Linked DNA regions of Mus musculus: region 1 is linked to region 2. A link is a contact called in ENCODE Hi-C data. All regions are on one chromosome and are shown on one strand. Each heading gives the region's core, a stretch centred on a gene start or an enhancer-like site at or near the end of the contact. The rest is flanking DNA. Distances are from core to core; before and after follow the strand shown. Region 1 holds the start of Terf1 (telomeric repeat binding factor 1). Region 2 holds the start of Msc (musculin).

The links. A loop is a pair of places that touch in the nucleus more often than their neighbours do.
Region 1: a loop to region 2 is called in a map of T-helper 2 cell, with 7 times the contacts of the local background. The contact joins the promoter of Terf1 here to the promoter of Msc in region 2. A Hi-C loop is called at or near these places in 4 of 37 maps with a recorded cell type or tissue (T-helper 1 cell, T-helper 17 cell, T-helper 2 cell and 1 more).

The regions. Positions count from the first base shown.
Region 1 is chr1:15,803,763-15,807,484 of GRCm38, reverse strand. It overlaps Terf1 (telomeric repeat binding factor 1), which reads right to left and starts at 1,839. Exons shown (of 10, transcript NM_009352.3): 1 at 1,528-1,839. The coding sequence starts at 1,807.
Region 2 is chr1:14,753,815-14,757,313 of GRCm38, reverse strand. Msc (musculin) reads left to right here and starts at 1,348. Exons shown (of 2, transcript NM_010827.2): 1 at 1,348-2,084; 2 at 2,989-3,499. The coding sequence starts at 1,566. The coding sequence ends at 3,075. It overlaps Gm9947 (a long non-coding RNA gene), which reads right to left and starts at 1,327. Exons shown (of 4, transcript XR_003947744.1): 1 at 1,077-1,327.

The DNA.
Region 1 (3,722 bases), core at 590-3,089, 1.0 Mb before region 2:
TGGCTGGGTACATCTGAGAGTTATTTTTTGCTTACCTGGATCACCTGAAGTGGGAATTCTGCTTCTAATTGGGACTTTGGAGTGGGAGACAAATGTTTAATCCAGATCTTTTGAGGAGGAACAACTCACCTCCAATCTGGGCCTCGCCTTCTGGTGGAAGCCTTTATAGAGGACATGGAAGAGGGACGCTCTCCCTCTCCCCACTTACTCCCACTCTCAGGAGCAAGTCCATTCCTTCACTGACAGTGGAGTCGACTTTGGGATTCTGGCATATACTGGCGATATCAAGCATCATAGACCGAACATTACTGGATTCTTAAAAAGTTGTTACTCAAGAGAACCCTAATATAATACTCAACAAAAACTGATCATAAATTTAGAACTGTAGATTCGAATTAATTTTTTAAAAATCTTTAAAAAGTTGTAATATTACTGTTCTAACAAACCATAACTCAAATGTGAAACAGATACTCAAAATTGTTTTTACCAAGATTCACATCTAAATTATAAAATGTATCAAATCACTACTTTGCAATTTATACCATGAAGTTCTTTGTATTTTAGGAAGTAGTATACATATGTAAAGGTTTCCATTGAACTTGTTCAATTCATAATCAACTTTATAACATTTATTTCTTTTTTGTTTGGTTGGTTGGCTTTTCGGGACAGGGTTTCTCTGTATAGACCTGGCTGTCCTGGAACTCACTTTGTAGACCAGGCTGGCCTGGAACTCAGAAATCCGCCTGCCTCTGCCTCCCAAGTGCTGGGATTAAAGGCGTGTTTGAACAAACACAAAGATACACTTGGCAGTGAATATGTACACTGGTAAGCCAACCATATTCCTGGATGTCTCTCACCAACACACAGGCCAGAAGACAAACTTGGGTCTGAGTTTTCAGGCACTGTCAAACTTTTTAAACATTTAAACAAAAGATTCATTTATTTTTATTTTATGAATATGGGTATTTTACCTGCACGTCTGTCTGTGTAACATGTGTATACAGTGCCCGTTGAGGCCAAAAGACGGAAATTTGATCCCCTGGAGTTTAAAAATCCTTCCTCCCCAGGCCTTTGTTTTTGGCCTTCCACTGGCCTAAAGCTTGCCAAATTGGGTTGGGCCAGGGGTCAGTGAGCCCTAGTCACCGGTCTTCCCAGCGCTGTAAGTATATGTGTATGGCATAGGCTCTGGGGATCAAACGCAGGTTCCCTGGCTTGCAAGATAAGCATTGACAAGCTGTACTACCTCCCTTGGCAGCCGCATCCCGGCCCTTCTTAAATGTTTCTATATTCATCTGTTAGAGTTTGGCTCCAGAAGCAGCGGTAGCAACTGGGCTGGCTCCCTTTAAAACAAACAAACAAACATTCTGTCCAGGGGACGCGGAAGGCGTGGGGGCGGGAGCCAGGACTTCCAGCAAACAGGAAGCGGCCGGTTTCGCGCCGTCTCCCGCCTGGGATCCCGCCCCGGTGTGTGCGGGGCAAGCAGGTCTCGGCCGCGACGCAGCCTCCGGCCCGGGAGCCCGCACTCACCCTCGGCGCTGTCACGAGTACGACGAAAGTCCTCGGAGCGGCCGTCACGGAAGGCTCGGCACAGAGACAGGCAGAGGAAGTCGAGCATCCAGCCCGCAGCCACGGCCTCCACCTCAGCCACAAGCTCCGCGTTCTCCATCTCTCTCGGGGTCCCCAGCTGAAGCTGGCACTGGAGCAGCTCCGCGTCGTCTCCCACCTCCTCCTGCTCTGGAGAATCCGAATCTGTCCAGCCCTCACGGCTCGGCGCGTCCCGGGCCGCTGAGGAGACCGTCTCCGCCATGTTAAACCGAAAGCGCTCGCCGTGCCTCAGCTGGCGCCGTGCGCTGATTTGCTCGCGGTGGGCGTGGAAGTCAGCCAATCGCATCGCTAGGGTGGGCTAGTGGCTGGAGCTTGGCTTCCGATTGGCTGAGAACTGCTAAATTCCTTGTCGATCCGAGCCCAGGCGTTTTGGATAGTGTAGCTTCTGGATGATAGGCTAAGATACATTTTAAAAAATGCAATCTGCGCTGGAAACAGGGTAGTTAAAACCGAGAGGTTTTTGACTGCAGATTTTGACTGCATGGCACTGCGCGTCTATAATCCCAGCAGCACTCAGGAGGTGGAGACAGGAAGATTAGGAATTAGGGCCATCTTCAACTACAAAGTCTAGGCCAGCCTGGAGCACTTGAGCGTTATGGCAGCAGCAGCACCAGAAATTTTAACTTGTCGCCATAAACATGAGCATTTAACCCTGTTACACTGTAATCACACTGTCTTTCTACCCTATGTGTTCATTTTATTGAAATCCGGGGTTATTAAAGCTGAAATTGCTGGGCTCTGATTTTTCACTAAAGTTCTGCCTGGGGTGAGCGGGTAGGATGGTGCTGACCCTGGAATTCGCAAGTCTAGTCAGTTCCCCATGAATGCTGAGACTGTTAGTCCCAGGACCACATTTTGATCACTATTACTGTACAATGTTTGCATTGAATGAAAGTATAACAACGTAAAAACAGAATTCTAGGCCTTTAGGCCCAGGCTTGGGAATGTGGCCTTTGTAAAGGTATGCTAATCATAAAAGAGATAGCGACATTCCTCTACCCACCCGCTTCCTGGGTTCAAAGAGTGCTCATTCAAAGAAAGTCACCCTGGCCATTACCAGAACCTGCAATGCAAATGTGCTATTGTTAGGGGCTCTTAGAAGCTGTCTTGAGAGTTAACAATTACCAGGTATTCCTTGTGACTCTATTAACTTTACACTTCCTTGTGACTCTTAACTGGTATCTTTGGTATCTTCCAACAACGCCCTCCCCACTTCCTTGAGTTTCGGTTTCTTCCTTTAAATACCCCCTTACCCAGCTACTGGGGCGCCACGGTCCTCTACCCCTGCGTGGTGTATGACCATGGGCCCGAGAGCGCTCTTGAATAAAAAATCCTCTTGCAATTTGCAGCAAGACCCGTTTCTTGTGGGTGATTTTGGGGTGTCGCCTCTCCTGAGTCAGAACGTGGGGGAGCCCTCACATTGTGGGTCTTTCATGACCATGAGGGCATATTACCCCCAGGCTCTAGAGATGGTGTTGCAGTAAATATTATTTGGGGGTTCTACCCTGTGGGGAATTGCAGGTTGGTCTCCAGTTGAGCTGAGGTCTTAACCCCGATGGTCATAATGCACCTTCATGACACAGTAGGCGTTCCCTCATGCTCCTGGAACTCTGGCTCCTGCCTAAGTTACCGCCCCCCCCCCCACACACACACACACAGCCCCCACAAGAGAAGCATGTTCAGTAGTCACGTAGGCAATGGCCCTAGCTTTTGACCTTCAGGCTCAACTCCTCCCCAGTTACCTAACAACAGTAAAGAACATAAAAAGGGCTGTTACGCTCTTACTGCTTACTCTTGTCTCCCTCTTACCCCTCACTCTCACCATCTCTCCTCTCTTTGTCTTCTCTCCTCTCTCCTCTCTGTTTTCTCGTCTCGTCTCCTCTCCTCTCTCCCTCTTACTCTCTTTCTCTCTAGCCCGCCCCCCCCCCTCTCTCTTCTCTCTTTCTCCTGCATTTCTATAATAAAGCTCTTAAACCATAGAGAGTCTCTGCTCATCAAGGCTGCGTGCACTCTTGCAGGTGTTGGGAACCTCTTCCCTCATCCCTCTCTCCTATAACCCCGGGGCTTTAGCAAGGTAGCTCCGGGAATCCCAGGTAGGGCTGCCCCTGAGCTATGCC
Region 2 (3,499 bases), core at 99-2,598:
AAGCCTGAAGGGCCGAATCAACCCCTGCCAGCCACCTGCTATGATACTTCAGGCTCAGGGCTCAGCTATTTGTTCTGCTGTAAAGACTAGAATTTGCTAGGCAGCTTCTGCATCCGCGTATCTGCTTGACCCACTCTCATCTGGAACCTGTGAGAGGAGAAGTACAAGAAGACAACAGAGTGGAACAGAAAAGAAACTCAGCTTCCTTCTGCTCAGCCAAGGCAGTCAAACCCCAACCCTTTAAGGGCACCAATTCCTCCGTCTGGAGCACAGCGGGAGTCCCGGCTGACACCTGTCTGTTTGTTAACAAAGCCCCTCAGCTTGAGCACACTTGGCCTGCCTTCCACCTTGTTTTGTCTGCTCTGGGGTTGGGGAAGGCAAGGTGTTTTGTTGTGACTTGAAATGCAGCACAATTCTAGGGGCTGCTTGGTAGTCCTTTGGGTTTTGGTTGTTATTGGTCTTTCTTTGCTTTGCTTTTCCCCTTTCCTTTCTCTTTAATTTTGGCAAGGCAACTGTGCTGACATACTATTCTGCATCCAAGAACTTGCTCTCAAAGCGTTGGGTCTGAGTCCAAACCTTAATCACGCGGAGGAAATCTTACAACAGTGGAAAATAACATCTCTTGATGTGTAGGTTAGGAGGCTTGTGGCTACTGAAATGCTACAAACACACAGATTCCTGATCCCACTTATTTGCTCTCCCAGTGATTTTGCAAGATGGACATCATAACATGTAAGTTTCAGAAATTGCTTGAAGATGAAACAAGACAAAGTAGAAAAAAAGCGCTGCCATGTGAACTATAAAAGCGGGGGCGGAGGGGGGATGGGGGTCAAGAGATGGGTCATTGGAGCTGCTCCTTAGTTTTTGCTCTTTCTCTGTACTCGTTCTATGAAGCCTTGGATAAGCAAACACACATCTTGAGTAATGAACTTGAATGACAGGTCCCCAGGAACACACTGGGAGACAAGCCGCACTGGGCATGCTCAGATTCTTCAGTTCCCACTAAGACCAGCTGCAGGTGAAAATGGAATGAGTAGGAACAAGGTCTTTTCTTTTTGTTCCCAAATCTCACTTACCTCGCACAGATACTCTGAGGGTCAGTCGTGGGCGTAGAGGCCTAAGTCTTTGCTTTGCGCGCAAACATTCCTTGCCCCCGCCCCGCTAACCGCAGGGTTCAGGGGGGAAAAAACGATCCCCACCCCTTCCACGCCCCTGCCCCACCTCTTGTCCCCCTTTCAAGCCCCCTCTACTTTGCCGAGGGGGAGGGGGGTGGCTTTTCCCTAAGAGTACAGATAAATAGTCCTGTCAAAAGGCTCAGCTCGCGGCTGTACTTTTGGATCCGGAGTCAAGTTCAGCAGAGCCCTGGGCTACAGGGTCAGCAGCAGATCGCGCCCACTCCAGGCGCCCAGCTCACAGGGGAGCCTCAGTGCGGAGGCAAGCCCTGGTCTCTGGTCCTCCCCTGGGCTCTCCCACACCCCATCCTCTGTCAGAGAGAAGAAGCCAGAGAAAGCGAGACTGGCCGGGGAGGAGAAAGGCGCGCGCGCGTGGGCGCCGGGGAATAGGCGATGTCCACCGGCTCGGTGAGTGACCCCGAAGACTCGGAGATGAGGGGGCTGCAGAGGGTCTACCCGGCCCCGGCCTCCAAGAGGCCGCCCCTGCTCCGCATGGAGCGCGGTTACGGCTCGCCCAGCGACATTTCTTCTGCGGAAGAGGAGGACGGTGAAGAGGAGCCCGGCTCCCTGGGAGCCGCGGGAGGATGCAAGAGGAAGCGGCTCCGTGGGGCTGACGCTGGCGGCGCAGGTGGCCGCGCAGGCGGTGCGGGGAAGAAGCCGCTCCCGCCTAAGGGCTCGGCCGCAGAGTGCAAGCAGTCGCAGCGGAATGCGGCCAACGCCCGCGAACGCGCCCGGATGCGCGTGCTGAGCAAAGCCTTCTCCAGACTGAAGACCAGCCTGCCCTGGGTGCCGCCCGACACCAAGCTTTCCAAACTGGACACGCTGCGCCTGGCTTCCAGCTACATCGCGCACCTGCGCCAGCTGCTGCAGGAGGACCGCTACGAGGACAGCTATGTGCACCCTGTGAACCTGGTAGGGATGCTGCGCTCGAGGCCGGGGGACAGCAGCCCAGAGCGCTACCCGGGCCCAGGGCTGGCTCGGCCCCAGACGAAGAGCCAAGAGGGGAGGTTTCTGGAACCAGTGGTAAGGAATCTGGTTCAGTGACCTCCGAATCAAGGCAAGAGGAGCCAGCCATTTGCTGGGAGAAAATCATCCAGCCATCTGAAAATGTCCTGGTCCTTTGCCTGGCGACTGCTATCTGTTAACACCCTACTTCTGGGATAAAGTGTGGCTTCCCACTTGGGAGTATTTCTAAGTTTTTAGGCCAAGTTGGAAAAACAAAACAAACCAACCAACCAAACAAACAAAAACTCAGTTGCCCAACTTTTTCCAGACAACAACCTAGCAGGGTTGAATCGCCAGTGCTGCTTTCTTTAAAGGGGGAAGGGGGAGATTGGGAGAACCTAACTTTTTTAAATAAACGTTTGAGTGGTTTAAACAAAAGAAAACACTAATGCAACATAGTTTTCCTGGACGCGACTGTCCGGAAAGTCCCTGTCTAACCTGCCAGCTCCATGAGCTTGGGAAAGATCTCATCCAAACCTATTTAAAAAGGAATGCAGCGTGTGTGTGTGTGTGTGTGTGTGTGTGTGTGTGTGTGTGTGTGTGAGGGAGGGGGACATTAAATCACAGAATTCTAAACTCTCGCCCTTTTCACAGAAAAATCATGTGGGCAACCCATGAGGAAAGCATGAAGGTACGCTGTCGCTCTCAAATAATCAGTAACCAGTAGGATTAAAAATCTAATCAAAGGACAAGACACACACATTTCCAGAACGCTAATAAAAGCGAGGGACCGCCGGGATTCCCTTGGGAAAGTGGTTTCATTTTGTGATCGTTTCTCCTCCGTAACTGATGCTCATTTCAATTTTTTCAGACGTGGCCATTCGTGGTCTCTGGACGCCCAGACTCTGACAGCAAAGACGTTTCTGCAGCCAACAGGCTTTGTGGAACTTCCGCTTAGAGGGACAGGGCAGTTAGATGGATTGTGGTAAACGCAAAGGACTGGGCCAAGGAAGTCCCACTGGATTCTGGACCTTCTCCTTTCCCTGGGCCTGTGAACAAGACAGGAGACAAGTGTGGTTTGCCCTCCTGGAGCGCAGGTGGCCATGGGTGCCCCAAATCAGTGCAAACTTCTGTAACCAAAGAAAGCCCAGTTTCAGGGGAAGAATACGTGGACCAGGTAAAAACCTAGGGCTTTAGCTCTGATCACAACCCCCTGCCTGCTATCTGAGTCCAGTGCAGAAACGGGTTGGTTTTGAAGCTAATCTTGATTGCCTTGTGGTTGATGGCAAGGTCCTGCACAGCCAGGTCCTTCTGTGACCGTGGATGAGAGCTGTTTCCCAGCACTAGAAAGAAGGCCGGCATTAGAGCTCTTCGGGGGCCTG